2 separate regions of the Homo sapiens genome follow, and region 2 is linked to region 1. Evidence: chromatin loops called from intact Hi-C (ENCODE). Cell type or tissue: ascending aorta. All regions are shown on one strand. Each heading gives the region's core, and the rest is flanking DNA. Links, peaks and the distances in the headings are about the cores only.

Region 1 (15,482 bases), core at 4,501-12,500:
AAAAAATTTCAGCAGTAAACAGTTCTTAGTATATCCTGCAATTTCCATTTAAAACATTTATAAGAGAATATTAACAAACATGAAAATGATATATTTTTGCATAGAAAAATAAACTCACAAGGTTTTAGAACCATAAATAACCCACAATTCTGGTTACCATCTACCTTGATTAATGTCTTTAGCCAGTATTTGAAACATCACCATTTATCATCTTAGCTTCTTTCTTTTCTTTTTAATATGAAATTAATGCAAACTGCTTTTGTTTTAATAATAATAATACAGTCTATGCTACATATGGCATGAAATAATGAAACCCAGTAAATTTATCCAATAGTGAATACACAGAAGTGAAGAGTTTTGGCTCTGTTTGCAACTGTCCTACAGTAATCCCAGGTGCAACCCAACTCATTATGACACAGTTTAGCTGAAAAATGTAATCTGTATGGTTATAAATCAGTTTCATTGTACTTACAATAGAAGTAAATTTTGGAGGCCAAACCAAGTTTTCAGCTGATAGGCGATTAGGGAGTTTTATTGTATTCCAATTAAGGAGCAAAAAAAAAACATTGACGGGGTGGCATGCTTTAATAATAAAAGATATGCACCCTGTTTCACAAGTTACTTGGGAGGGCCCCCGCAAGTCATCGTAAGATGCACACAAATAAGTCATTCCTTTGATTGCATTTTACCCACGCATTTTCATCCTATCTTGCAGGAACATGTGAGTATGTCAGAAAAGACACCTCCATGTCTCTTAAAGCAATTGAAATATCTCTGTTTTGGAAGTGGATAGTTGGGATATGAAGGGAACTTTGGAAGGGAAAATAGATTTTGCTGTTATTATGTAGATAGAATTAACTACATGGGAGCTGGTTCTAAAATACAACACGCTGATTCGTGTAAGTGTGGGTGAAAGGTTCCTGGTGCTTTGAATAGAATGAGGGGGTTCCCTCTCAGTTGAGGGAGTATGTATAATATATACGAGATCCCAAATAACACTGGGCAAAGATAGGTGATAAGGCACTGAAGTGAAAATGGAGAACAGTCCATTTATGGCCATTATGACCAAGTTCTTCTTAGGGAATTTTTACCATATTAACACTCACAACTCATTGCTACTATGTATTTATTGTTTCTTTCCCACTAGATTAAGAAATCTAAATGAGAGACTGTTCTGCTTTGTTTTCCACTATGCACTCAGCACCAAGCCCAGCACCCAGCACATATTTGTTGAAAAAGTAAATAAATGAACAAACAATTCAGGTAGCATCCATGGAAGTTGAGGCAAATGGATAAGTGGCCATATTTATGTGTTAACAATCATAAATCAGTTAACTTCTATAGACAATCCTGGTGAGAAATCCAACCAGCTGATATCTGCAAAAGATAATTCAGTCAATAGATTATCCTATCTACAAATAATTTTTTCATCTAATCACTGTGGTCAATTTTGTGTTATTTAAATGGGGTCTCTGTGGAGAAATGGGCAAGTTACTCACCTCTTTCTGCCTTGGTTAATACCTGCATAGGATTCCACAGTCACAGACTGAATGCCTAGCTTCAGCCAGGCATCTCACAGATAAATCTATTACATGCAAAATGAACCAGATGAAATAGTACAGACGTATCCACGCAAACATATCACCACTATTATGAAAAACAATTTAAAGGCCGTTCAGCTCAGATGTGTGCTCAGTCCAAGAGGGAGACACATTATTATTGATAATCAGTCTCACAGGGAAGTTGGACACCCCCTGCCCCGCTACAGTGGGGATGTATTTTTATGGATTAAAGATTAATTACATTAAATACTGAATTTTGGAATGAGTGCTAAAATAGATAATGTGATTTGGTCATTAAGACACTGAAGCAGGTTTTTATTTTGTATGATTACTACTGTTACCAGTTGAGTTACAAATGGCATTGATTCACTGAGGATGTGTCTTGTCAACTGCTTCCTGCTTGACCTGCAAATGCCAAGTTAGTCAGGAGTAGGCTTAAATAAAAGTCACTGCAGTTCAGCCTGACTTACTGATTACTGGGGCTGGTTTCTTACCAAAACTGTGGGAATCGGTTATTCCAAATAGCTAGGTGGAGTCAGGCAGCTTCACGTGGCCGTTGCTCTTGACTCCTCAGTCCCCAACTCTTAACCCATATCTGTTTTCTTGTCTATGCAATGGTGAACCTGTTCTCTCTGGCCTTAAGATTATTGCTGAATTTTTTACTGATTGCTGGTGATATTTGAACCTCTAAGCAGAGTTAGTTATTATCATCATTGCAATTACGTTTCTACTATAAATTTTTTTGAGTTACAATCACAATGTTATCAGAACATCTTTTGATAACATTTCCTTTATTTTAGATAATGATTTCAGTACCAAGGAGACTTTATTGCTAGATCCAACTCACTGTTGTGCATTAAATTTTGTCTCAGATCTAATCAACTTTGGTGTAAAGTAAAAATGAGGTCAGAATGCTCACTAATTCATGGCTTGAGCTGTCCTTATAAGAGCAAAACTGAATAGTTGCATATATCATTGAAACATTTCATTGATTTATTTTCCTTATTTATATTGATATTCTCTTTACAGAAGTACTATAGCAATATGGAATTCTGTGTTATTAGATTCCTAATCTTAATTATCAAATACCAAAAAAAAATAAACTTCACAAAAACCAACCAATAAACAAAACAACAGAAAGCAAACAAAAATAATAACTTTTTCTAGTTTTGTCATAATGTTAGTGTAAACCATTCTTCTTACAAGTTGTATATTTAGAACCCCAAATTTCTATGGTACTATGCTCCAAATTAAAGTGTGATGTTTATATTAAAATTCTGAGCCAATTAACTAAGCAGGTACACATCTCTAAATACTACTGGCATTTAAGAATAATAGAGGGATGATTATAATAAACTACCAAATAATGCTTTTACAGATAATATTATGTCAGTTTATCAGCATTATGTTGATTATCATTCATACATTTCCAGTCTGGAATGTAGTAGCTACAAGAATCAAAAAGCAAAACCATAATAAAGCTAGTCTTCCTAGTTTGTGCTTGCCTCCCAAATTAAAAAAAAAGTTGTTATGTGCCAAAAATGTAAAACTTATTTCAAGAAAATTAACAGGCTACACGGGTAAATTTTGGCAAATGCAACTTTATATTGAAGTTCACACATCTGTATCTTAAAGAATGAGACTCACAGACTCTAATGTATTTCTAAAATACCAGAAATCATAATATAAGCTTTCACAAGTTAAAACTGAAATAATTTAAATTACCAATACACTGAATGTGCAGAAAGTATAAACAAGACTGTGCCTTCAGTAGAATAAATGCTTCACAAATTGTGCAGGATGTCATACTAAGGCTGTGGTCTCCCCTTGACAGCTGACTTAAAATATAAACATACATCAACTGCCTGCTTCTTAGAACAGTTTAGAAAGGGTAGCACACCGTAGAAGAAAATCTCATTATTTCAGTGATGTGCACTTTAAGTTTCAAACCATGTGAGAAAAAAGGAAAAAGTAATAAATGATCTTCCATGCACTTTTAGATGCATGACCATGACCAGTTACTGATTTGATTTCCCTTGGCTATTTGCTCCAGTGCTAAATAAGATGAAGGATACTAGATAACCCTTTAAGGCAACATGTATTTATTCTGCATTATTAGAACTGCTCAGTTGTGACAGGCTGGTACCATTAATGTTGCCTCCCAGACCAATATCTAGCATTTGTAAAATATAAATGAATTGGAAAAACTTTATACCAAATCAACAAAAACCACATAATACAGTTCAATGCTAGCAATCTTACTAGTAGATGAGGAAAGTGGTATTTAGAAATAGCAATGTATTAATACAAAAAAAGTAAACTCTAATTGGAACCAATATACTGCTTTGGAATGCTCCCCAGAACTTACAAGGCGGTTTTTAAAGTGTGATATTCCAATAATTCATTGGCACGTCTTTAGTGGATTACAGTACTTTAAGTCCCCAAATATTTTAGTCTTTGCAAAACAATAGTAGTATGAAATGTTTTAAAGTCTTCAAACTTCTAAAATTAGTTTTTATCAACACATTTACCTCATGTCAACTTAATTTATTAAGATGTCCAATGCTAATTGTTTTTTGATGTTTTTTCATATGTAGTGACATACAGAGCATTTAGCACTGATACTTAGCACCTGCTACTTTCATTATCTAGTTTTTGACCACATAAAGAAACTTAGGGCAGTGGTTCAGTCCCTTCTTAATTACAAACCTTTGCTGGCAGTCAGCAGGATCACTCTGAGATTTAAAATAGGATTATAGGTGAACTATTGCAAAGACTGCAGAATGTTGCCCAAATCCTTAAAACTGCTGATTCCATTCTTGAATTTCTTCTCAAAATATGGCTATGGGCCACAATTGCTCAGCAGAGAAGGTTAGTTTTCACAAGGCTAAAGATTTACAGATGCTCCCTCATATAACACAGTAAGGTTCCCTTGGTAACCTGGATTTTCTGCAGTAAAGAAGGGTTGTGCTGAAACAGCGCCTCAGCTCCCTGTTTGAGAAAATGCAGACAAAAGGATTGATTCCTGCTTGGGCAAAACTCATCCAGACAGCAGCTGTTAGAAATCCCCCTGGTACTACAGGCCCTCTTGCAAAAACTCTCCAATAACAGGCCACCAGGTAGGGGCCCCACAAGGTTAGAAACAGAAAAGTCATTATATAGAACATTCTGCTGATTCTTTTCTCCATTTTGAACTCGTCTAAGACCAATAGCCTTCTTCTGCCTGTGGTGTTTGCATTTTGCCTGATGCCCAGCAAGGTGGGTGGTGTGGGACCCCTTCCAAATCCTGCTAGCCAATTGGCAGCTGCCTGGCCACTGGCTCCAGGACCATGAAAAGTCCAGTTCTGGCTGACTGCTGCTACAAACTGGACTGGCTTCATTTTTCTTCGATCGTGGACGAAAAATATCAGCTTGAGGTAGACAAGCTGTGTGGCTAGGAGGATGAGAGCAAGAAGCAGCATAAATCCTAAGGAATCATTAGCCCTGAAGGAGCGGTGTTGGAAGGTGCATTGATCTTCCTCCCTAATGAATGAGTAAGTGCCCACGTCTAAAACCGGGGGAAATGCCATGGCCACAGACAGAGTCCACACCATACAGATCACAGCCAGACACGTCCAAAAGGTCAGCCTCTTTGTATAGAAGCGGTGATGGGCGATAGCTAAATATCTGGTGACACTGATGCAGAAGAGCATGAAAGCAGTGTGGAAACAGGACAAAACCCCCAGAAAGGCAATCACTTTGCAAGTCAGAGTCCCATAAGTCCAGGTAGAACCATTTTTGACAGAGTTGAACACAAATGGGAAACAAATTGCAGATCTGAGGATATCTGAACAGCAAAGATCCAACAGGAAGTAGTAAGGTGCTCTATGCAAGGTCTTATCTTTCACTAGCAAAATGGAGATCAGGAGGTTGCCCACCACGCTGACTCCTATTATGAAACCCAAGGAAGTCAGTTTCAGAAAGGCTGTTAGAGGCGAGAGATTTTGCAAAATGTTGTCAGCTGCATGGCTATAGTTCGCCATAGATGGATGGAGGATAAGGATACAGCCTCAGTCAAGTCTCATGATCTAGATATAAGAACAAGGAAAAGATAGATCCATACATTTTACTGAAAATATAATCCACAAAGAGAACTGATCTGATCTGCAGTCATGCTTCCTCTTTTCTTCCACTTGTTTTGCCATCAGAATATCTGAAAAAAAAAAAAAAAAAAACCTATCAGTTCTTAAGTTAACAAGCAATGATGTCAGACAGTGCTAACAAAGCTGTTCACTTATGGGGAAGCAAATAAAGTTTTAATTTTGAATACTAATATTTGCTTTACTAAATATTTTTGCTCGAGATTTCAGAGAATTGGCTTGTTTAGTTTTTCAAGCTAAGTGAATTTTAAAATGTCCCTATTTTGGACAATATACATTTGATAGGGTAACTTTAGGAGAGAAGGAATAAAATGTCCCATTCTTGTAAAATATGCCAGTCCAGGAATTAACCACTAGAATTGCAATGGAATCTACAAGATTGCTATTAGGAGGCAGAGACACTACCTACATTTATTTGAGATCTATTAGTATCTGTCAGTGTTTCACAGGCAGCTTCTCTGTTTGATGTGGGTCCAAAGAACCCGTGCAAAATATATCTTAAGTGCCACTATTCATGCTGCATAAGAGTATTTGTTGATTCATCTTAAAGCAAAATTTCAAAATTAACTTCAAAATTAATAGGAACTTACTTGTCCCAAGATTTGATGTGATTTAATCATTTGTCTTTCCCTCTCCACCCTACCCCCCATTTCTGGCAAATCTTTTAAGCCCACATGATTATTAAAATGGTTAATGTAAATATTGGACAGGGAAACACACCCAGAGGAATAATGCACTTCCATTTGTAAACCTTGGCTGCCTGGATTCAAATGAATATAACATGAACCTGTATTTCTTGGGCAATTAAGCCTTTCCCATTTACACTGATAACCTTTGTTGCAAATCACAAGTGGCTGCTTTTTAAAACAAAATGCACATTGTCTCGCAGGTGCCTGGACCACACCAGGGAAATCGGCTTCCTCTGTTATTCCCACCAAGCGTGTTTCTTTTGCCACTTCTCACTGGCCCGGAATATGCTGGTGGAAGCCCAGGCAAAACTGCGTTCGATGATTTTAATTTCCCCACCGGTACATCCTCGGGTAAATACCGATCGCATCATGCAACATTACGAAACCTGAAATCCGCCACCCCTGGATTTATAATGGGGGGAGGGTGGAGGAGGGGGAGAGGGAGAGAGACATGCATTACATACGCGAAGATGGGGAGAGAGATTGCTTCTGTGCTGCAAAGGAACCGTTCCCGGTGATTCGCAGTCTGATATTCCTCAGTCTTGTAAGGCTTTCCAGAAATGGAGCTCTCAGTAAGCCCTACTGAAGATGCATTGTCTGAATGTACTTCCATTATGCAGTTTATTGTCACAAAACACATACACACACACACACACACACACACACAGAGACACACACACACACACACACACACACAACCTGAGGGAGGGCTCTTTCTCGGTGAACCTGCAGTTTCATCAACACTGTGCATTCCCCCACATCCCCCAAACTTAACCAAGAGTATATCCTCCTACCTGTTGGTGTTGGATATCCCGACAGACTATAGCTTCTTTCTATAAATTGCTGATTTTTTTCTTTTTTTCTTTTTCTTTTTTTTTTTTTTTTTTTTGTTTTTTGTTTTTTTTTTTTTTTTTTTTGCCTTAGTGCCTTGACTGAGCATCCAGGCAGGGCTCGGCGGCGCCTGCGCGCTGGAGCCTCCTTGAGCTCCAGCCGCGTCCTCCCCTGTCGCAGCGGCACCGTCTCCCCCAGTAACGCAGGGGCCGCGGCGGCGGCGGCTGCGGTGGCGAGGGCGGCGGCGGGGCTGCTTCAGCCTCTGTGGAACCAGCAGGAACCCCTACCTGACTCCAGAGCTGGCTGGGTTTATTGACTGCCCTGTCCAATCCAACTGGCAGCATTAAGCTTTTGTCCCTTCGTGGCTGCTTCTGAACTTTTCCCTCCCCGCATTTGTAGTGGGGGGCTGGAAAGGCCCTTTCAGGACCTCAGGCCCATCCTCTTCCCAAAGGCAGCGCACGAGGAAGTCACAGTGCCCGTGACGCCCGCCCCCTCCCTCAGCTTCCCGGAACCCTAACCTTCCCCAGACACTTTCTTCCCTTTTCTTTTAGGGTGGTCCAAACCACCGGAGGCTTCTTTTATATATTTATTTTTAAGTGATGTCTCCAGCTAACCTTTAAATTTGCAGGTTAGCTGGAAAAAGACAAGAAAAGAATGGGAAAAAAGAAAAAAAGTTATTTATTTATTTATTTATCTTTTTCCCACAGTTAAAAATCTTTTCAATGGGGAAGAAGGGAAGGCACGTTAGGGCAGCTCTCTCTTTGTTAGTCATCTTCTATTCTCCAATGCACGCAAATATGCGTAAAAGTAGGGAGAAAGCTAAGTTCAGAGGACAACTACAATATGATTTACATTCAGTCTACCTTAAAGGATGTCACTAAAGAATCAGGCTTATAAAATGTTTAAATGGCTATTCCTGGCATTCCACCCCACCAAGCAACAGTATTCCTTTTCCCTTCTTACAAGTTCCGCTGACCAATGATGGGTGATGTCAAAGCAGTTATGTGTACGAGTTTCCTTTTTTCCCCTTTGTTATTACAGATGAAAAATACTAGAAATATAACAAATACGTAAAACTTACACCAGTCCAAACGGTCGGATGATACCACAGACACCACAAAGCCTGACACGTGGGTGCTTAGGAATGCCTCTAGAATCATGCATTTTCTTATTTTACCATTTCCGAAGAGTTTTGTTTGTGGAGGTGATATAAAATTTTAAGCAACAACTTCCCAGTTCTCCTACCCAAAACTAGCAGACACGCTTTCATTAATTCCCAATGTAAAACGTCTGCTTCTTTTTCTGCATGCTTTTTGCTTTATAATAATCTGTTAATGAAACAAAAAATAAAAATCTTCTCTACAGTAATAATCTGATCTTGAGACAGCAGTAAAATACCTCATTGCTGGGTGGTGAGATTGTGACATTCAGGGGAACTCAGGCCAATCAGCATACAGATAATATGGGTTAATTTACATACTGTATTTCTATTGGATGAGCCGAGGTAAAGCCTTATCTTGATGTCACAGTCGTTACACAAAGCCCTATGTTGGTAATACTGAAATGATGTTAAATTTCCCTGATTTGTTCTTGAATTTCCTACGTCCATTTAAATACATGGATAATAGTTTGTTTTTTTCGAAAAGAATATACACAAGGCACTAAACTTTGGCATTCCCTTAACCTAGAAAAATCAATCCTACAGCCATGCTGGAAGTAACTTGAGGGCATTTCCATTCAAATAAAACATTCCACTTTTTGCAAAGCAAATGAATTCAAAACTCAAAACCATGTGGTGGTTTGCAACTTCTAAGTAAAATGTCAAATTCGTTTTTATGAAACTACAAATCACTTCAACTTGTGCTTTTTTGCTTCCCAATAAATGCTTCAATGTACTTTGCAAAGAGTTATTTCCTGAATTTTTACAGTTTTAAAAAATGTATGGAATAAGAGGCTTAAGTTTGCTGAAGATTCATGATTGGTCAGATGTTAGGTTGTACAGATTAGGGAAAAGCTATTTTAAAGTAAATTAAAAGAGTCACTGCACTGCCAGGCCATGAAGCAGTAATATACTCTGCCAAAAGTTATAGGGCCAAGATCCAAGGGTTTTAACTAGTCTTATTCTTTAAGCAGATATTGATTCCTTAAAAATAAGGGAGAGGGTATATGTGTATGCAATATTCTTTCATATCCACATCTCAGGGTATAGTAAAGCTATTTTTTTCCTTTGCAGTTGAGCACAGTTACATCCACTAATTCTTCAGCTTTTCCAGCTGTTGGATAAGAATGTCATTTTCTTGCCTCACAAGGGGACTCAAGAAATTAATGAGATATTTTCTATCTAGCTCATTAACTCTACTGGAGAAAACATTGGAAGCTACATCTTTCATCAGCAGGGCTTTAAAAAATATGTTTAATAGCTGACAAAAGTTTCATATCATCTACAAGTTCTCAAATGTAAAGTTATTGCTTCAAATTGTTTAGATCATAGGCTTAGTTGGTCTTAACTAATTTCTTTTTTTTTTATCCCCTACATCACCAAACCCAGAAAATTTGATTTTCAGGTTAAGAGTAAAAGAACAAAGCAAATACAACAAAACTATATGCTCTAATCCTTGGGTTTGAAGGGTTCTGAAGATTTACAAACTGTTGGAATATTACATGTACTATATTGATCAGTGTATTAGGAAAACTGATATAATTTGCTTAATTTGGTTCTTATAAAAAGTACATACCATTTTATTTTAAAAACCAATGACCTTGCTTTCAAAATTAATCTATTTCAGATTTTTGCCAACTGATGCATAGTATCATGATCAGCAAAAACAGTGTTTTTTTCTGTGCATTGTTTACATGAAAGTGTGTGTCAGGAAATAACACTTGGTAATTGCAGAGAATAATAGACTAGAATAAACATTCTAAATAAAAGATTTTTAGTAATTCATTTCAAATGACATGTCTTCTGCTTAAAGCATAAAACGTGTGTCTTTGGTGCTCTCAACTGTTACCAAAATTTAAAGTTGTATATGAAAAAGAGCCTTTTTAAAGTTTTCTTTAAAACTTTAACTATCTTTTTGATGGGGTTGTTTGTTTTTTTCTTGTAAATTTGTTTGAGCTCATTGTAGATTCTGGATATTAGCCCTTTGTCAGATGAGTAGGTTGCGAAAATTTTCTCCCATTTTGTAGGTTGCCTGTTCACTCTGATGGTAGTGTCTTTTGCTGTGCAGAAGCTCTTTAGTTTAACTAGATCCCATTTGTCAATTTTGGCTTTTGTTGCCATTGCTTTTGGTGTTTTAGACATGAAGTCCTTGCCCATGCCTATGTCCTGAATGGTATTGCCTAGGTTTTCTTCTAGGGTTTTTATGGTTTTCGGTCTAACGTTTAAGTCTTTAATCCATCTTGAATTAATTTTTGTATAAGGTGTAAGGAAGGGATCCAGTTTCAGCTTTCTACATATGGCTGGTCAGTTTTCCCAGCACCATTTATTAAATAGAGAATCCTTTTCCCATTGCTTGTTTTTCTTAGGTTTGTCAAAGATCAGATAGTTGTAGATATGCGGCGTTATTTCTGAGGCGTCTGTTCTGTTCCATTGATCTATATCTCTGTTTTGGTACCAGTACCATGCTGTTTTGGTTACTGTAGCCTTGTAGTATAGTTTGAAGTCAGGTAGCTTGATGCCTCCAACTTTGTTCTTTCGGCTTAGGATTGACTTGGCGATGCGGGCTCTTTTTTGGTTCCATATGAACTTTAAAGTAGTTTTTTCCAATTCTGTGAAGAAAGTCATTGGTAGCTTGATGGGGATGGCATTGAATCTATAAATTACCTTGGGCAGTATGGTCATTTTCATGATATTGATTCTTCCTACCCATGAGCATGGAATGCTCTTCCATTTCTTTGTATCCTCTTTTATTTCATTGAACAGTGGTTTGTACTTCTCCTTGAAGAGGTCCTTCACATCCCTTGTAAGTTGGATTCCTAGGTATTTTATTCTCTTTGAAGCAATTGTGAATGGGAGTTCACTCATGATTTGGCTCTCTGTTTGTCTGTTATTTATGTATAAGAATGCTTGTGATTTTTGTACATTGATTTTGTATCCTGAGACTTTGCTGAAGTTGCTTATCAGCTTAAGGAGATTTTGGGCTGTGACAGTGGGGTTTTTTAGATATACAATCATGTCATCTGCAGACAGGGACAATTTGACTTCCTCTTTTCCTAATTGAATACCCTTTATTTCCTTCTCCTGCCTAATTGCCCTGGCCAGAACTTCCAACACTATGTTGAATAGGAGTGGTGAGAGAGGGCATCCCTGTCTTGTGCCAGTTTTCAAAGGGAATGCTTCCAGTTTTTGCATGAACAGACGCTTCTCAAAAGAAGACATTTATGTAGCCAAAAAACACATGAAAAAATGCTCACCATCATTGGCCATCAGAGAAATGCAAATCAAAACCACAATGAGATACCATCTCACACCAGTTCGAATGGCAATCATTAAAAAGTCAGGAAACAACAGGTGCTGGAGAGGATGTGGAGAAACAGGAACACTTTTACACTGTTGGTGGGACTGTAAACTAGTTCAACCATTGTGCAAGTCAGTGTGGTGATTCCTCAGGGATCTAGAACTAGAAATACCATTTGACCCAGCCATCCCATTACTGGGTATATACCCAAAGGACTATAAATCATGCTGCTATAAAGACACATGCACATGTATGTTTATTGCGGCACTATTCACAATAGCAAAGACTTGGAACCAACCCAAATGTCCAACAATGATAGACTGGATTTAGAAAATGTGGCACATATACACCATGGAATACTATGCAGCCATAAAAAATGATGAGTTCATGTCCTTTGTAGGGACATGAATGAAATTGGAAATCATCATTCTCAGTAAACTATCACAAGAACAAAAAACCAAACACCACATATTCTCACTCACAGGTGGGAATTGAACAATGAGAACACATGGACACAGGAAGGGGAACATCACACTCTGGGGACTGTTGTGGGGTGGGGGGAGGGGGGAGGGATAGCTTTAGGAGATATACCTAATGCTAAATGATGAGTTAATGGGTGCAGCACACCAGCATGGCACATGTATGCATATGTAACTAACCTGCACATTGTGCACATGTACCCTAAAACGTAAAGTATAATTAAAAAAAAAAAAAAGACTGGGAAAAAAAAAACTTTAGCTATCTTGGTAAGAAAGGCTCTCATTGGGGGTTTTTGCACAGAAACACTTTCTGATTGATTATTTAAAAAAAAATCACCAACCTGGAATAAGTGACCAATAGAAAGAGAGATTATACATCTCCCTTTTTTGATAATGGTTTTCATGTCTTAGTTGATAATGGTTTTCACATCTTAATTGCTGCAGAAAGTGACCTTTTTCACAGTGACATCTAAGTAACTGAAAGTTTTTAGGGCATTATATTCATCTCTTTGAGGAGCAGAATGGTGAAATAATATGCTAGACAAATCATGACTTGGGAGTTGGGAATAACTATAATTGTGAACATCCCAAACAGTGAAATTTTTTCAGAATGTTAATGAGTTTTTAAAAGATTAAAAATCTGGCATGTTTCTTTCCAAAATGCTAGAAGGTTCATTTGTTAGACTTTTCTCTCTGCTCTGCCCCATAACAGGTTCCAAAGTGTTAATGTAATTCATTTTTAATTTTAAAGTTAACTGCCAGGCTTTTGAAAACTCAGCAGTTTGCCTTTTCTTCTTCCCTTTATGTTGACAATTTCCTCCTCTCAGAAAACTTTAAGACTTGTTCCTTTGTTCAATTTATTTAACAAATATTTCTTGAGCTCCTCCTACTCTGTATGAGGCACTGTGCTAGACCTTGCAAGAAATAAGAAATCGGGAGGTAGGACCAGTTTACAGGTGGACACGTCACAGTAGGGAAAGCCTGAACTGATGGAAGTGGAGCAGGAAAAATGAAGAGAAGCAAAGTAAGAGGAGCCATATTTCTTATGGAGTAATTGGCTCAGGGAAGCAAAGGAGATCAAGGGGTAAGAACAGACTCTCAGGTTTGGAACTTGGAGAAGAACTGGGAGGCAGAAGACACCATTAACCAGAGGAAACAAAAGTTAAAAAGGAAGGAGCTGGTTTGGTAAGGAAAAGAGTGAGTTAATTTTAGACATGCTGAATGTGAAATGCTGGTGGAATATTCAAATGTTGATGTGTTATACTTAGTTGGAAGTGAAGAGCCCAAATTCAGAAAGTACTTATAGAGAAACTATTGGGCGGCATTGCCAAGGGAGAGATTGCTGAGAGAGAAGAAGGTTGAGGTTAAATAGATAAACAAGTATGCCCATTCCCCTCCATCTGAACAAACCAAAAAACAAAGAGAATGCCTACATATAAGAAACAGGAAGATCATGGAAGAACCAGACATAAAACAAACCAAAAGAGGAGGATCATCTATGTTATAGACCCTGAGGGAGGAGAGAATTTCAAAGAAGGAGTGGTCATCAGTGTCAGTTGTGACTCGGAGATTTAGAAGAAAAACACATAAGAAGATATCCTTGGATCTGGGGATGATGAAAATCATTAGCAATCTTTGAGAAAGCAGTTTCAGAAGAGAAAGTCAGACTATAAGGGATTAACAAGTGAGGGACACAGGCTTAAAGGCTTATGAGGTCAGGCTAAGAAACTATTTTGTCATTAATGACAGCACTGTCTCAGTGATAAAGGTTTGAGTGAATTCTCTTGATGTTTTATGAACAAAGTGATGGTTATTTAAATAAATACAGCATGGTTTCTTCTTCTGGAAGTCTTTAAGCTCTTTTTATATTACACATTACTGAAATGTGACCCTGTGAATGAGAAGAGCAAATGCAAGTTTTCCTACTAGTGCCTGGTAAAACTTTAGAGCTTAGAGGAAAAGCCCTTTTTCTGTTAAAATATTCTAAATTGTCTCATTCAGCTTTGCCTTTTTTTTTTTTAAGATGCGGTTAGCCTCAACCATGTAAAACAAAAAAGTGACCCCCACATGGGTATGTCATGGGTGTGAATGTGTGTGCATGTGAATGTATTGGAAGGGTAGGTGGGAAGAAGAAGCAAGTGTTGGTAAAATAATTAAGAAATAGGAAGTTAATTTAATATTGAGGTTAATGGAGAGTCACACATATCTTACATGCATTGTAAATTTTCATGAAATAAAAATGCAATATAATTTTTAAAACTCTAGAAGTATGAAGTATTTTTTCTTTGACTATTCAGAGGTTATCTCAGTCATACAGTGCATTAGGACCATTATTATGAGCATGTGTTATATGATATGAGCAGATTATGGTTATTTAAGCTTTTGTGGTGTTCAGCTTTTTGACAAATGAACGTAATTAAAACATGGCTGAAAGTAAAGGATCTAAGATAAGTAAAGTTATCTTAGACTCTAATTAAAGAGCTTCTCATATTGACTAACCAAACTTGCATTCTGTTTAGTCCTTCCACTTTCATTTCTCTTATTTTTTTTTAAACTTTACAACTTAACCCTATAAAATAAAAACAAAGACAAAACTAAAATTCCCACCCCTCATAAATATGGTTACTACTTTAATTTGGTTAACATTTGGTTAAAACAGAAGTATGCTATCATCTGTCTAATTTCACATTAAAAAGGACTATATTAAGAATAAGTCCTGGGGGTAGCATTATTTCATTCACTTAATGAATGTTCTAGACTCCATGAGAATATGAGCTCTATTATTTTGTCACTATTCATCCCTGGCACATCAAAGATACTGGATACATTTTTGTTCAATGGGAATTTATGACCCTACTACATAAAAAATGCTGTAGTAGGCACTGTTGGGGAGGATATAAAAGAGGAAGAAAGACAATGGCACAGGCTCCAACTGGACTCCATGTTTTTCTTAATTTCATAAGGTTGGGATAATTATTTGTATGATGGGCAGAAAGTTTTTTTGGCCAAAGATTTACTCTGGATTTGAGGGAATTTTGTTTGCTTTTTAGCCTTATTACATTAGCGTTTACATAATTCTTTATTTGCTTTACTACTCAGTAATTTTAAACCATTTTCTAATAAGTTAATGTCTGTCATGCAGATTATGAGCCAAGAGCAGATATTTTATGCCTTGAGCTCATAACCTGGTGCTCAAATAGATGACAAAATATCTGCAGCTTTTATCTGGCTTTGGACTTTAATTTGGATCATTAATTTTTTAATAGCCAAAAGGGTGGTGCATCCTGAAAAAAAGACCTTAATTTATCAGTACAGAAGTAAAAAG
Region 2 (15,482 bases), core at 2,943-10,942, 330 kb after region 1:
TCTTATTTAAAAAAGTTTTTTTAGAACTCACATGAAATTTAACATGTTGTTTCTATAACAATATTCATCTCAAATCAATAGCTGACTTAATTCTTAAGAGTATCCAATTAAAATCAGATGGAAAACAAAATACTTGTTATTATCACTGCTATCTAATTGTCCTAAGAACACTAATCCTTAAAGCCATAAGATACAAAACCAAAAGAAGAGGTATAATTTTTAGAAAGGAAAATACAAGATTATTATTATTTTCAGATGGTATAATTACTTACAAATATATACAGAAAAAAATGACCAAAAACTGTAAGAATAAGAAACTAAAATAAGATGTACCAATGCCAGATGAATACACAGTTGCCCTTCTGTCCCATCCTATAAGTTATCTACCCAGACAAGCCTTTTTACTGTTACTGTTACATCTTTATGAAAATTGAGCTCTCAGGGGTCTCCTCACCCACCAGTGGTGCTCCTGCTAGTGGTGAACATGTGAAAATGGATCATGTCCTGAGTGTCACTCCACAGAGTGAGCTCATATTCTGAAGTCCCTTCATCAAAGTTGTCGTCCTCATCCTAAAACTTGGAATTTTGGCAGATTGAAGTGAAGATCCTGTTACCACGTTGATGTAGAATGGTGGGTTGATGCATCTGCAAAGTTACAGCCTTTCACTTTGTATTCTAATGAGAAAAGTAGACACGTTTATGGTCCGGTTTTGCATTTGCTCCCACTGACCTTCTGATAATGAACAAATGGAAGCAATATGTCAGGAGGCAAAAGCAGAAGACATAGATCTCAAACTTAGGTGTGTTTGATTTGCCAGCAGAAAATGACTAACCACATGATGTAGAAATATATAAAATACATCCACACCTGGGTCAAAGACAGATACACCAAAAGTATCTAAACATCTGAGATCTTCAACTTTGGAGGATGCAGAAGTTACGAGATGGCTTAGGAGGTTGCTGAAGAAGTTCAGAGATGACTAAAGGAAAACAAACAATCAAAAGAAGATGAGTTTCAAATGAAGAAGAAAGAGCAGGGCAACAGCTTAGCTTCTGCTATAGCCATAGCTCCTTGCTCTAGGGGTTTCCTTCTCTATTGTTGGGTAATATTAAGGAAAATTACTTGTGTGTAGAGACAGCACGCAAAGGACAAAACTTTGTATTGAAGAAGCTGTCATATCTTGAGGTTTAAATGTATCTTAATTATGTTTAAAAGGAATTTAATGATGCTGACATCTCATAGGACTTGCTTTTAAATTAGCCCTCTCTGTACACACATAAACACACACACATGTGTACACCAAACCTTTTAGACAGTTTAAAATGGGCAGTAAATTATTTGGGGTGGGGTTCAGAGTGGGAGGAAAATGGTCTTAATTAAATGACAAGGGGAACTATGAATACTACTACAATAAAGGTTGCAAAGGTAATTTTGACTATTTGTGAGACTTGGCACGTACCAAGTCATTCTCCCTTGCCCATCGTTGCTTGCCTTTGGGGAGCTGGAGCCCAGAACTGTGGGGGTTGTAATCACCTCTGCTGACTAGTCCACCACATTGCTCATGGACTTCAGAGCTTTCTTTCCCTTGTCTTCAGTGCTGTTCAACCCATCAATTTCATGAGATTGATGAACAGACTCAGAAGCCCCCAAAAAATTCCACTCTGGCAACATGAGATGTGCTAACCATGAATGAAAGGCATATAGTGACTGATTTACCCAGCACAATGAAATCAGTCAATGCTTTGTTCTCTTAAAGAGGATCAAACTAATTACTGTGTGTTCACTTAGTAAAATTGAATAGTGATTCAGAAATGTGTAATGCATATTGAGTGTATTTAATATATTTTACCTCATGTTTTCTTATTGTCACAAGATTAAATGTTGAAAAACAGCCGTCAGGAAATGTTTTTCTGTGTAAAATAAACAACATCTATCATGGGAGGGACATTTTTAGTAGTAACATTATTTTTTTAATGGAGAGACTCAGCAAGAAGCTCATTCTAATAAAAATGCACACACTGCTTTTCCATGACTTCTCACCACCACTCATGCTTTCAACACACCTGCCCCCAAGTCTGTCCCTGACTTCTTGGTTTGGCCTTAGTTTGGAATCATCAAGAGCATATCATCAGGCTGCAGAATGGTTAGGAGAGAGGGCAACGAGCTTTGGGAGGGGGAAGGAAGTGGAATATGAAAAGGATTCTACAGATAATCCAGCAAGTAGTAACTGAGAGTTTGACTTTGAAATTTTTATGCCATAAAAGTCCAATCCAATCATATTTAATTATGTAGCATTTTAAGATGAAAAAAAATGTTTAAAGAAGCTCCAAAATTGAATTCTTTTGCCATTTTGTCACATTGGCTAACTGGAGGTTATTATTACTGTTGTTGTAGTTCTCATTATTTTTCACCAGAAAGTTGATTTAAAAATAGGCATCATCTGTGATAAAGAGATATGGTTAATAATTTAATTATATTTTCATTGGTTGGTGTCAACTGACGGTATGAAAATAACACAAAGGAAAATCTTTTTAAAAGGCAAAATCAATAGCCTTTATATATTTTAATAATAAAAATAAGTAAATAAGTATTTTTATTTTTATTTACATAAATAAAAAGTACAGTGTGGAAAATTCATTTTCAATGCCATTAAAAATAAACTACAAAGAAAATACTTAATGAACAATCTGTGAAACTCTTATGAGGAATACTATAACACTCCACTTAGTTTTTAATAAATAGGGATGCTTATCATATTAGGAAGAATTAATACATTTAAGTTATCAACCATTTCAAAATCAATTATAGTTTTTATGAAAATCCCAATGAATAATTTTACAAGTTGGCAAAGTGTTTCTAACAGTGCTCTGAAAGAATTAAAAGCTATTATAATTAAGAAATTTTGTAAATCAGAATAATCTAGAGAGATTATTTCTATCAAATATTAAAATATATCATATAACTATTTTTAGAAGTTCTACTGGCATAGAAAACAATGAAATACATTAAACAGCCCCCAAAGATAACTTATTATGTAATTTAATAAATGATATGGAGGTATTATAAACGACTGTGAAGCAAAAATGTGTATCATAAATGGATTTCATAAAACTAGTTAGCTATGCTGAAGTAACACTGTTTAGGTTCTTTTAATACACTATACACTAAAATAAATTACAGTGAAACTAGAGAGCTAAATATTTATCCTTTCTTTCATTCAACATATATTTATTGAACAACTATTATGTGCCAGACTCTAGTCTTGATGCCTGGGATAAAGGATTAAATAAAGTAGAACTCTTTATCTCTCAAGATCAGTGGAGGAAAGAAAATAAACAAACAAGTAGATATAGAAATAATACCATGAGTCAGAAGAATCAAGAGGAAAATTAAAGTAGGGGAAGATGATAGAAGTTAAGGAGGATTCTGTGTTTGATGTGGGGATAGGGAGGAGTGAGAGTAAGGGAAAAGAACATTTGACCAGAGACCTTAATGAAGCCAGGGAGCAAGCCAGAAAGACATCTGGGAGAAGATCATTCTTGGTAGAGGGAATAGTAAGGGAAAAGACTTGGAATTAGGAACATGCTGGTTATGTTTGGGAGAAACAGAAACACCAGTGTGGCTAGAGCAAAGAGAGAGAGGAAGAATAAATTGGAAATGAAATTGGTAATTTGGCCAGGGACCAGCTCATGTAAAGCTTTGTATGGGATTTTAATGTTATTATAAGTATGATAAAAAGCTATTGGAGAAGGAGAGTACCTAATTCATTGGAAAAATATTACTCTGGCTTTCAAATGGACAATAAACAATGAAGGGGAGGCATGGTGATGGCGTAAAGGAGGGAGATCATTTAGGCTAGCAAAATTCCTAGAGACAGAAACTGATGGTTTTGATCATGTTGAGAGTGGTAAAGATTGTGCTAAATGGTCAGATTCTGAATTGTGCGAGTAGGCCAGTTGAATTTACTGATGGATTGGATGTGTACTGTGAGAGAAAGGGACATCAAGGAAAGGAGCAAAGTTTGCATCCTGAGAAATGTTGGTGCTATTTGCCAAGATATGGAATACTGGAGGAAGAGCAAGTTGGGGAATAGTTTGGGATGGTTGGGGAGGTATCAGTGGTTCTCGTTTGGGCATCTCAACTTTGTTATTCCTACTAGGACATCTAAGGGAGACAATCTATATATAAGCTGTTTTTATAAGATTCTAGAGATTAGAGGAGAGGTTGGGACTTGAGATAAAAACTACTGAACTCACCAACTTATAAATGATATTTGCAATTCATTACCTGGGGGTGAGTGTAAATAGAGAGGAGTCCAAAATATTGAGCCTCAGGGGGCTCCACAATTAATATGAGAAAGTGAATCCAGCAGAAAATCAGGAAGGAGGAGACAGCAACATACAAAGAAAACTAGGAGTCCCAGAAGCTAAATAAGGATTTTTTTTTTTTAATGAAGACTGGCCCATTCTTAAGTAAATGAACTCAGAGAACTGGATTTGATAATATGGAGATGATGGGTGGCCTTAACCAGAGTAGACTGAAAGCAGTAGTGTGAGTGGATTCAAAAGAGAATGGGAGGGAGATGAAAATGTGGAAAATGAACAAAGACAATTATTTTGAGTGGTTGTGTAATTAGAAGCAATAAAGTGGAATTGTGGAGAGAGTTTTAATCTTTCTTTTTTAAAGAAAGGAGTTATTACAGTAGTTATTTTGTGAGGATGGGAATGATAGAATAGAGAAGGAAAAATTAATGATACAAATGAGAGAAGAGATAATTGCAGGGGCAAAGTCTTTGAATATACTGAGGGTGTAAGGGATGCAGGGCAAAAGTCGAACTATCTTAAATCTATGACAAAGGGGTATAGTTGTATAGCAAAGTTAAAATAAGGTAAAAATAGAAAAAATGTAGATAACATATATTAATATATCTAAAAAAAGTTTACCCCTTTTTAATAAGTACATTAATGAGGAAAAAACACATTTCAGTTAAATGATGGATAACTGGATAAATTATGATACATTCACAGTAATATTTGATAGTTTGAAGAATGGGTGCAAATATGTAATAACGAATTTAAAATTTTTAATTTCTTTACTTTTTCTTTATTTCACAGTGGGTATTCACAGGTGGGATTATAGCATATTACATCCCTTAACTCCTGAGCTCAAGCCATCTTCCTGCCTCAGCCTCTTGTGTAGCTGGGACTGCAGGCACACCCCACCACACTAGGCTAAAAAATTTGTTAATGTTTATTAATCATCCTAAGTTGAAAATATCTAGACTTCTGGGACACCATTAGGAATAATGTACTAAAGCCTGGAATACGTAACAGTGGCTTTGAGGATGTTGACCTCTTACCGTTAGTTTTGTCTATTCCTGAAAAATAATTCAAAGGCGATTCTTTAAAATTAAATGGGGTTGGCTAATATTGATTATTAATGGGAGAAAGAGGAGGGAAAGGTGGGTAGAATGGGTTTCTTTGTAGTCTGACTTATTAGAGGGGAAACTCTTGGAACCAGTGAATGATTTGCATGCACAGTTTCTCGTGATCTAGGCAAAGAAGGAAAGGACAGCTAGCATGTCAATTCTATGACGCTGCAATTTGGAAAAAGAAAGGATGATATGCTAAGATTTAACTAATATATTGTAAATTCAGATCTTTCAGCCAAATGTTTTCTCAGTAATAAAAGTGTCAATTAGGTATGTTTTTTTTTTTACACAGATTGAATTTTTGACCACTTTATTTTATTTGCTCTCTTTATTCCAGTGTAAAATTCCAGAAATGAGGGTATATTCCAGGTGGGTGAACTGCACAGTACTTATTGTATAGTTCTCCTTGTTTAATAAAAAGTAAACTTTTTAAAAGGTACTGAAAGTTTTTTGTATATCAAGAAAATTAGCCGGGCATGGTGGCTTACGCATGTAATCCTAGCACTTTGGGAGGCCCAGTTGGACGGATCACTTGAGGTCAGGATTTCAAGACCAGCCTGGTCAACATGGTGAAACCCCATCTCTTTTAAAAATACAAATTTTAGCCAGGCATGGTGGCACATGCCTGTGATCCCAGCTACTCGGGAGGCTGAAGCAGGAGAATCATTGAACCTGGGAAGCGGAGGCTGCAGTGAGCTGAGATCATGCCACTGCACTCCAGCCTGGGCGCGACAGAGTAAGACTCTGTCAAATAAAGAAAAAGAAAAAGAAAATTAGCCCCTTGTTTTGCCAATATTTGCTCTCACTTTCTAAGTTTGTCTTTTGACAATTTATAATTTTTTTGCTTTGCAGAGTTTCTAAGGTATCATTTTCTCAGGCTATATTCAGGTATATAAAAAATTAAAAATAACATTTTCCTTCATTTCTGAGTACTTCAATTTTGTTCATATTCTTGGCATTCCTCCAGCCCTTCCTCTGTTTCACGTGATAACAGGTGAACTGCATTCACTCCAGTGTAATTCCATCCATTTCAAGTTTAAACAAGGTCAACTCAGGATTTCCTCTACTCCTCTACCTCTATTTCTCCCTGGGGATACTGTAAATTCTGGGTGTTCTCTGAGGGTCATGGTGTTGGGGGAATATGATTGGTCCCTCAGCTGGGTTCTGCTCCTGTTTGCATCTGCTGAGCTGGCCATTACACCCACCGATGATTGGCCTCACTAAAATGGCTGTGTTCCCCAACCCCGTGGCAGCCACCTGCTGGTTTCCTATTGTTACAACCATCTGCTGCCATCTGCTGGTGTATGCTCTTGTTACAACCAATGAGATCTCTTCAGGTCCCATAGGTCTCTCTCAGAACTTACAGCTGTGTACTTTTCAGGGTAATTTCATCTTCTCCTCCGTTGCTCTCTGGAGCTACAGGAAATTGGTGGGATTGCCTCAGCTCTCCTACTTCATCTTCACTGGTCCCATGATGCTGTGATGCCAGTCGCAACTCCTGTGAAGGACCTTCCCTCCTGGTGTTCCAGACAAGGATGGGGTACAAGTCTCCTGTCACTCTTAGATCCCCAAACCTCCTTCTCCTACCTTTGAGAAAATTTTTATTTCCTTTTAGATAGACTAAAACTGGCTCAGAGTTATCTCCCATAATTTTTTGGTATTTAAATTGGGCCACAGAAAGGCCAAGAACCTGACATAATTATCTTTGACTAACATGAGGTGTCTCTTCACTTTGTATCAATGAAGACTAGGTTCAGTTCTCATGCTTAAGTTAATACTGTAGAGAAGTCAAAGGGAACATAGGAAATAATCTGCCTGCTCATAATTGATATCATTATCATTCTGTACCCATGTTTACATAGTGGGATTTATCTGGCCTCCTGCTGCTGCTTCTGGTTTATGCCACAGTTATTTATTCTGAGGCCTTTTTTACCTAAAGATTTTGCAGAATTTCAACATATTTTCTTCTAGTACTTTTATAGACTCAATATTTTAAACATTTAAATCTTTGACTAGCATGGTATTTATGTTGCAGTGAGATGGGAATGCAGCTTATTAATTTCTCAAAATGACACAGCTACATAGCAGTTTGGATTTCTTGGAGGAAGATTAAGCCTGAAGAACTACTCAGAGATGCCGAAAATATTCATTAATTTTATGACTGGACCTATGAACCTGTCTTTAGAGACAGAGAATTTGCTCTCGACTTTGACTGCCTATCAGAACACCTGGGAGCTTTAAAAAAAATATTGATAACTGGTTCTCAACTCCTCCTGTAATTGCTCTGGGGCATGTCATGATTACAAAAATCTTCCTGGATGATTCCAGTACACAATCAAGGTTGAAAACTTGCCCATGCACAGTCAAGATTGTTTTTAGGGCAAAAGAGAGCGTGAGTGAGACCCATGTGATACCTATTTTCCCATGGAGTAATGTGGAGTGTGCATCCCAACACCCACAGGTCTTGTTGAAACCCAGCTTGCTGGACCCCTCTCTCAGGGTTACTGATTCCCTAGGTCTGATGTCATGCCTAAGAAATTTATTTATTTGATCCTTTTATTTGGACAGAAATTATCAGCAGTCACATTTATACTGGTACCTATCATTTCCCCATTGGAATTTTAAAAGATTGTAAATGAAAACAATTCTATATGCAGAACTTATTTATGTATACTCATTCTTGTTTAAGAGATGATTTAAGGGGAAATAAAATAAAATATAAAAAGGAAAGGTGAGAAAATTTGAACATATGTAAAATAATACTTGAAAAGATAAAATCAAAAGGATAATATACATATATACATAAGCTGATGTTGGACCATACATTTGGCTAAGTTTTCTAGCAGTGAACATTAAGCAGAGAAAGAAAATCACTGTAAGATTTATAATGTGCCCTTGATAAAACTAAGCCAGTAGCTTCAGATAAAAATGCTTACTTTGTCCTGGCATTAGAGGAAAATCTTCTCTGTGTTCTTATAAATATGATTCTATACAACATTGGGAATAAAATCTTCCCTTATCTTTATCATTACAATGATCCTAGAAATTCTACTGATTAAAGTTGACAAAATTGACAAATGTCAATGAGTGACATTAATATAATAGGTCATTTGGTCACTAGGTAATTTCAAGTTTTCACTTGTAAATGAGGGTGTATTTACATAGGTAGTTCCTTAGTCCTCAGTGTGAAACATTGCTGTTCACACCAAAATACAGTAGAAGGAATTATACAAAGTGCAAATATAATACTGTTCACTCGTGATATCCTCAATACGCTTAGCCTGAGTCAAATAATCTAGTAACTTTAACTTATTCCGGGTCTTGGTTTTGGCCTTAAGGAGTGAGAGGTCACAGACTTTTTTAAGGATCTGCTGATCACTAAGCTTCTTCTTCTCAGCAGATAATATACAATTGGTCCTCATTATTCACAGATTCTGAATTTGTGAATTCACCTACGCACTAAAGTGTACTTGTAACCTCAAAGACCATAGGTCCTTTCAAAGTCATTATCAGATGTATGCATGTGCAAAACATCAAAAACTTTGAATTTCCTGATGTGCACATTCCCAGCTGATGTGGAAACGGGTGACACTTTGCTTTTTTGTTTCCGATCTCAAACTGTAAACGAGTATCCTTTAGTGCCACATTTTTTTTCACATTTTTTGCATTTTGTTAATGATTTCTCTGTTTAAAATGGCTCCCAAGCATGGTGCTGAAGTGCTGTTTAATGTTCCTAAGCACGAGAAGGCTGGGATGTGCCTTATGCAGAAAATGTATGTTAGATACGCTTTATTCAGGAATGATTTATAGTGATGTTGGCCATGAGTTCACTGGTAATAAATTAACAATAAATATTAAATATGATGTCTTTAAACAGAAACACACATAAAACAAGGTTATGTATTAATCAGTTGATAAGAAATGTTGTTCCCAGATGCTCGCAAAAGCTTATCTCTGTATTTTTCCAAGGAAAATAACACTAAATTTCCTCTAGGAGCAATGACTCAGTATTTGCTAATTCTGTGTTCATGGTCACTTTATAAAGCACAACTACTGCAAATATCAAGAACTGAACTGTATACACATAGAAGTCTCCTTCAAATTCAAGGATTTTATGAAGTCATGAGGCCTATTCAAGTATGTTAGATAAAAGCCCTTGATGAAAAATGAATATACTAAATATATTAAGAGCTATCTTACATAAGTAATGGTTTCTCTCAATGAGCTTTTTATAATGGTTATGGGCTCTAAAGTCAAACTGCCAGGGTTCAAACCTTGCCTCTATGACTTTCTAGCGGGCGAGCCTGGGCAGGTTTCTTAATCCAAACTTCCTCATCTGCAAAATAGGGAAATTAAGGAAAGGGATTAGAACATCAAAGAGTACATATGACATTACTAATATTTTTGATTGATTGATTATTAACCAGATACATACAAGAATAATTAGAATTTCTGTTACTTATCAGGGAGGGGGTTAGAGAACAGTGGGCAGCAGATACAAGACAAACAAATACTATTTTTAGACCTCAATGAGTATAAGGTTTCTCAATTAAACTGTCTACTATTCAGCTCCTCATGGTTCTGTTCACAAATGAGTTTGGTGAGAACTAATAACTGAAAGACTAGCCCACAGGGAAGTCAACTTTTTATTCCCAAACTTTGGGCTAAAAATAATAAGACAAAATAGTTGGGCTTTAAAATGAAGGGAAAGAGATTAGCAATTAATGAGATTAAAATATTAAAATGAAAGTTAAAAGACTAAGATAAAAGGCATAAGTAAAGGCAAGAAGCTTAGAGATTATAAGAGGAAAAAAGAAAAGCAAAAGGAAAATGCACTAAAAGCAAATAAGGGATGTGCCCAAAACAAAGCTCAAGGTATGTCCAGTTTCCACAAGGGTTGGGTCCCTTGTAACAGTGGGGCCAACTACAACTCTGATAAACAATTCTTTAGGGATCTACTGTAACAAAGCTTAGGACCACTCAGTTCAAACAACTGGAGGGATTTAGGACAAGCAGCAATTTGTCTAAGCTAAGTAGAACATACTGATAAAATAAATATGATAGTAAAATAATTCTGACGTACTAAAAAACTTCAAGTTTAAGGACCTCTAGCTTTGTTTTTTAACATTGTCTTGGTTATTTTTGGCCCCTTATTCTTTAAAATAAAGTGCAAAAAATTAATTCATCAATTTCCACTGAGAGTGTTTGGAATTTAATCTATTGATTGAATTTGATCTATAGATCAGCTTGATGGTAATTGGTATCTTTACAGAAGTCTTTAAATACGTGAACATAGTATATGTCTCCATTTATTTAGGACTTTAAATTTCCTCCATCATGTTTTGCAGTTTTCGTTATAGAGATCTTACAACTCTTTTTTGTTAGATTTGTTTTTAGGTATTTGATGTTTATGCATACTCTTATAAATAGTATTGCTTTAAAATTTCGTTTTATGTTTGTTTATGGCTGGTACAGCATGCCCCGCATAAAGACAGTTTAATCAACAATAGACCACATTATAAGGCAGTAGTTCCATAAGCGTACGATGGCGGTGGCTCATACCTATAATCCCAGTGCTTTGGAAGGCCAAGGTGGGAGGATTCCTTGAGGCCAGGAGTTTGAAACCAGCCTGGACAATATAGCGAGACCCTGTCTCTGCATAATAATAATAAAGATTATAATAAAGCTGAAAAAATCCTATTGTCTAGTAATGTCACAGCAGTCATAACACCATAGTGCAATGCATTACTAATATATTTGTGGTGATACTGATTTAAACAAACCTACTATGCTGCCAGCCATATAAAAGTATTATGTACAGTATATAATACTGATGATGATAATAAACAACTATGTTACTGGTTTATATGTTTATTATATTATAGTTGTTATTGTTATTTTAGAATGTACCTCTTCTATTTATTTTTTTAAAGCTAACTGTAAAACTGCCTCAGGCAAGTCCTTCAGAAGGTATTTCAGAAGGCATTATTGTCATAGGAGATGACAGCTCCTTTCGTGTTATTGCCCCTGAAGACCTTCCAGTGGAACAAGATGTAGAAACAGAGGACAGTGATATTGATGATCCTGACTCTGTGCATCTTAGTTTGTAATAAAAAAGTTTTAAAAGTTTTTTTAAAATTAAAAGTTTTAAAATTAGAAAAAGCTTATCTGATAAGAATGTAAAGACAGAAAATATTTTTGTGCAGTTGTACAATGTGTTTGTGTTTTAAGCTATATGTTACTATGAAAGAGTCAAACAGTTTTAAAAAATGATTTAAAAGCTTATAAAGTAAAAAGTTGTAGTAAGCTAAGGTTAATTTATCATTGAAGAAAGAACAAATTTTAATAAATGTAATGCAGCCTAAGTATACAGTGTTTATAAAGCCTTCAGCAGTGTACAGTAATGTCCTGAGCCTTCACATTCACTCATCACTCACTCAGTGACCCACCCAGAGCAATTTCCAGCCCTGCAAGCTCCATTCATGGTAAGTGCTCTATACAGGAGACCATTTTTATCTTTTATACCATATTTTTACTGTGTTCTTTCTATGCTTAGATATACAAATACTTATCATTTTGTTATAATTGCCTATAGTATTCAGTATAGTAGTTTGCTATACAGGTTTGTAGCCTAGGAGCAAAAGGTTATTCCATATAGTCTGGGTGTGTAGTAAATAGGCTATACTATCTAGGTTTATGTAAGTATACTCCATGATGTTTGCACAATGATGAAATTGCCTAATGGAATACTTCATAGAACATATCCCAGTTGATTGATAAGTGATGCATAACTGTATAGAGAATAAAACAGTTGACAATAAATAGTAATTGTCATGTTTCCAGTTTCGGGGAAAACTTTCAATATTTCAGCATTAAGTACATTACATATATTGAAATTAGGTATGTTTGTACATCAAAAGACACCCTTAAAGAGGGAAAGAGCAGTCACACAATGGAAGATATTTTAAATAAATAGCTATAGCAAAGGACTTGTATTCAAAATATATAAAGAACTCCTTTAAGTTCATAAAAGTCAGACAACTTAATTTAAAATAGGCAAATATTTGAGCAAATACTTTACAAAAGAGAGTATCTAAGAAGCCAAAAAACATGTGAGAAGATGAGTACATTTATAAGTCATCAAGGAAATAGAAATTAAAACCACAATGTAATACCACTACATACAAACTAGAAAGGCTAAAATGAAAATTACTGACAACATCACATATTGTTGAGTATGTGGAGTAGGTAGAAATCTCACGCACAGCTGATGGGAGTATAAATGGTAAAACTACTTTAGAAAACTATTTGACAGCATCTATTAAAACTCAACACACACGTATTCTCTGTCCCAACAATAATATACTCAACAGAAATACTTAACTATTATTATTAAAATACATGCACAAGAATGTTCATCAAAAACTGAAAAATGGCTCAAATGTCTATCAAGAGTAGAAATGAATGAATAAATATATAACTATTATATATTATAATACACTATAAAACAATGAGAAGAAGAAGTTATTGCTAGAGGAATAGCTTTGAACTTGGTGAAATACACACTGTAGGCTTCTATTTACATGCAATTCCAAAAAATAGACAAAAGTAATCGATGCCATTAGAAGTCAAGGTGGAGAACGGTACTAGGAAAAGGCACGAGGAGGCTTCTGGAGTGCCAGTAATATTAAATATTGTGATCTGGAAACTGGTTACATAAGTGTGTTTCAAAGTTCATTGAGCTGTACATTTGTAGTTTATGCACTTTCCTGCATGTATGTTATACTTCAATAAAACAACAACAAAAACAAGTTAAAAACCTTAGAGGCTGAGTAAAGCTATTTGATTAAAAATGACTAAAAGCTCCTATTTGTCAATTTTGGCTTTTGTTGCCATTGCTTTTGGTGTTTTAGACATGAAGTCCTTGCCCATGCCTATGTCCTGAATGGACACAGATTTCCTGAATGCCTAGATTTTCTTCTAGGGTTTTTATGGTTTTAGGTCTAACGTTTAAGTCTTTAATCCATCTTGAATTGATTTTTGTATAAGGTGTAAGGAAGGGATCCAGTTTCAGCTTTCTACATATGGCTAGCCAGTTTTCCCAGCACCATTTATTAAATAGGGAATCCTTTCCCCATTGCTTGTTTTTCTCAGGTTTGTCAAAGATCAGATAGTTGTAGATATGCGGCGTTATTTCTGAGGGCTCTGTTCTGTTCCATTGATCTATATCTCTGTTTTCGTACCAGTACCATGCTGTTTTGGTTACTGTAGCCCTGTAGTATAGTTTGAAGTCAGGTAGTGTGATGCCTCCAGCTTTGTTCTTTTGGCTTAGGATTGACTTGGCGATGCGGGCTCTTTTTTGGTTCCATATGAACTTTAAAGTAGTTTTTTCCAATTCTGTGAAGAAAGGCATTGGTAGCTTGATGGGGATGGCATTGAATCTGTAAATTACCTTGGGCAGTATGGCCATTTTCACGATATTGAGTCTTTCTACCCATGAGCATGGAATGTTCTTCCATTTGTTTGTATCCTTTTTTATTTCCTTGAGCAGTGGTTTGTAGTTCTCCTTGAAGAGGTCCTTCACATCCCTTGTAAGTTGGATTCCCAGGTATTTTATTCTCTTTGAAGCAATTGTGAATGGGAGTTCACTCATGATTTGGCTCTCTGTTTGTCTGTTGTTGGTGTATAAGAATGCTTGTGATTTTTGTACATTGATTTTGTATCCTGAGACTTTGCTAAAGTTGCTTATCAGCTTAAGGAGATTTTGGGCTGAGACAATGGGGTTTTCTAGATATACAATCATGTTATCTGCAAACAGGGACAATTTGACTTCCTCTTTTCCTAATTGAATACCCTTTATTTCCTTCTCCTGCCTAATTGCCCTGGCCAGAACTTCCAACACTATGTTGAATAGGAGTGGTGAGAGAGGGCATCCCTGTCTTGTGCCAGTTTTCAAAGGGAATGCTTCCAGTTTTTGCCCATTCAGTATGATATTGGCTGTGGGTTTGTCATAGATAGCTCTTATTATTTTGAAATACGTCCCATCAATACCTAATCTATTGAGAGTTTTTAGCATGAAGGGTTGTTGAATTTTGTCAAAGGCTTTTTCTGCATCTACTGAGATAATCATGTGGTTTTTGTCTTTGGCTCTGTTTATATGCTGGATTACATTTATTGACTTGCGTATATTGAACTAGCCTTGCATCCCAGGGATGAAGCCCACTTGATCATGGTGGATAAGCTTTTTAATGTGCTGCTGGATTCGTTTTGCCAGTATTTTATTGAGGATTTTTGCATCAATGTTCATCAAGGATATTGGTCTAAAATTCTCTTTTTTGGTTGTGTCTCTGCCTGGCTTTTTAAACTAAAGAGCTTCTGCACAGCAAAAGAAACTACCATCAGAGTGAACAGGCAACCTACAAAATGGGAGAAAATTTTCACAACCTACTTATCTGACAAAGGGCTAATATCCAGAATCTACAATGAACTCAAACAAATTTACAAGAAAAAAACAAACAACCCCATCAAAAAGTGGGCGAAGGACATGAACAGACACTTCTCAAAAGAAGACATTTATGCAGCCAAAAAACACATGAAAAAATGCTCATCATCACTGGCCATCAGAGAAATGCAAATCAAAACCACAATGAGTTACCATCTCACACCAGTTAGAATGGCAATCATTAAAAAGTCAGGAAACAACAGGTGCTGGAGAGGATGTGGAGAAATAGGAACACTTTTACACTGTTGGTGGGACTGTAAACTAGTTCAACCATTGTGGAAGTCAGTGTGGTGATTCCTCAGGGATCTAGAACTAGAAATACCATTTGACCCAGCCATCCCATTACTGGGTATATACCCAAAGGACTATAAATCATGCTGCTATAAAGACACATGCACACGTATGTTTATTGCGGCATTATTCGCAATAGCAAAGACTTGGAACCAACCCAAATGTCCAACAATGATAGACTGGATTAAGAAAATGTGGCACATATACACCATGGAATACTATGCAGCCATAAAAAATGATGAGTTCATGTCCTTTGT

What was found. Peaks named below come from ENCODE experiments on the same cell type or tissue, not always from the same donor. Only the 100,000 strongest peaks of a DNase experiment are listed, where the experiment ranks them.
Region 2: a loop joins it to region 1, with 5 times the contacts of the local background. A loop is called at or near these places in 2 of 110 quality-filtered maps.

The regions. Positions count from the first base shown.
Region 1 is chr7:113,079,138-113,094,619 of GRCh38, forward strand. It overlaps GPR85 (G protein-coupled receptor 85), which reads right to left and starts at 7,690. Exons shown (of 3, transcript NM_001146267.2): 1 at 7,185-7,690; 2 at 6,855-6,972; 3 at 3,148-5,754. The coding sequence starts at 5,584. The coding sequence ends at 4,472. RefSeq lists a silencer at 7,376-7,435. In ascending aorta, for the core only: no CTCF peak of the experiment used is centred there; DNase peaks (open chromatin) are centred at 7,574 and 7,624; H3K4me3 peaks cover 2,387 bases; H3K27ac peaks cover 1,352 bases.
Region 2 is chr7:113,415,198-113,430,679 of GRCh38, forward strand. No RefSeq gene overlaps it. Among named protein-coding and RNA genes, the nearest start is that of SMIM30, 300 kb to the left of the region's middle. RefSeq lists an enhancer at 6,420-6,942. In ascending aorta, for the core only: a CTCF peak has its summit at 6,725 (motif pointing left); a DNase peak (open chromatin) is centred at 6,704.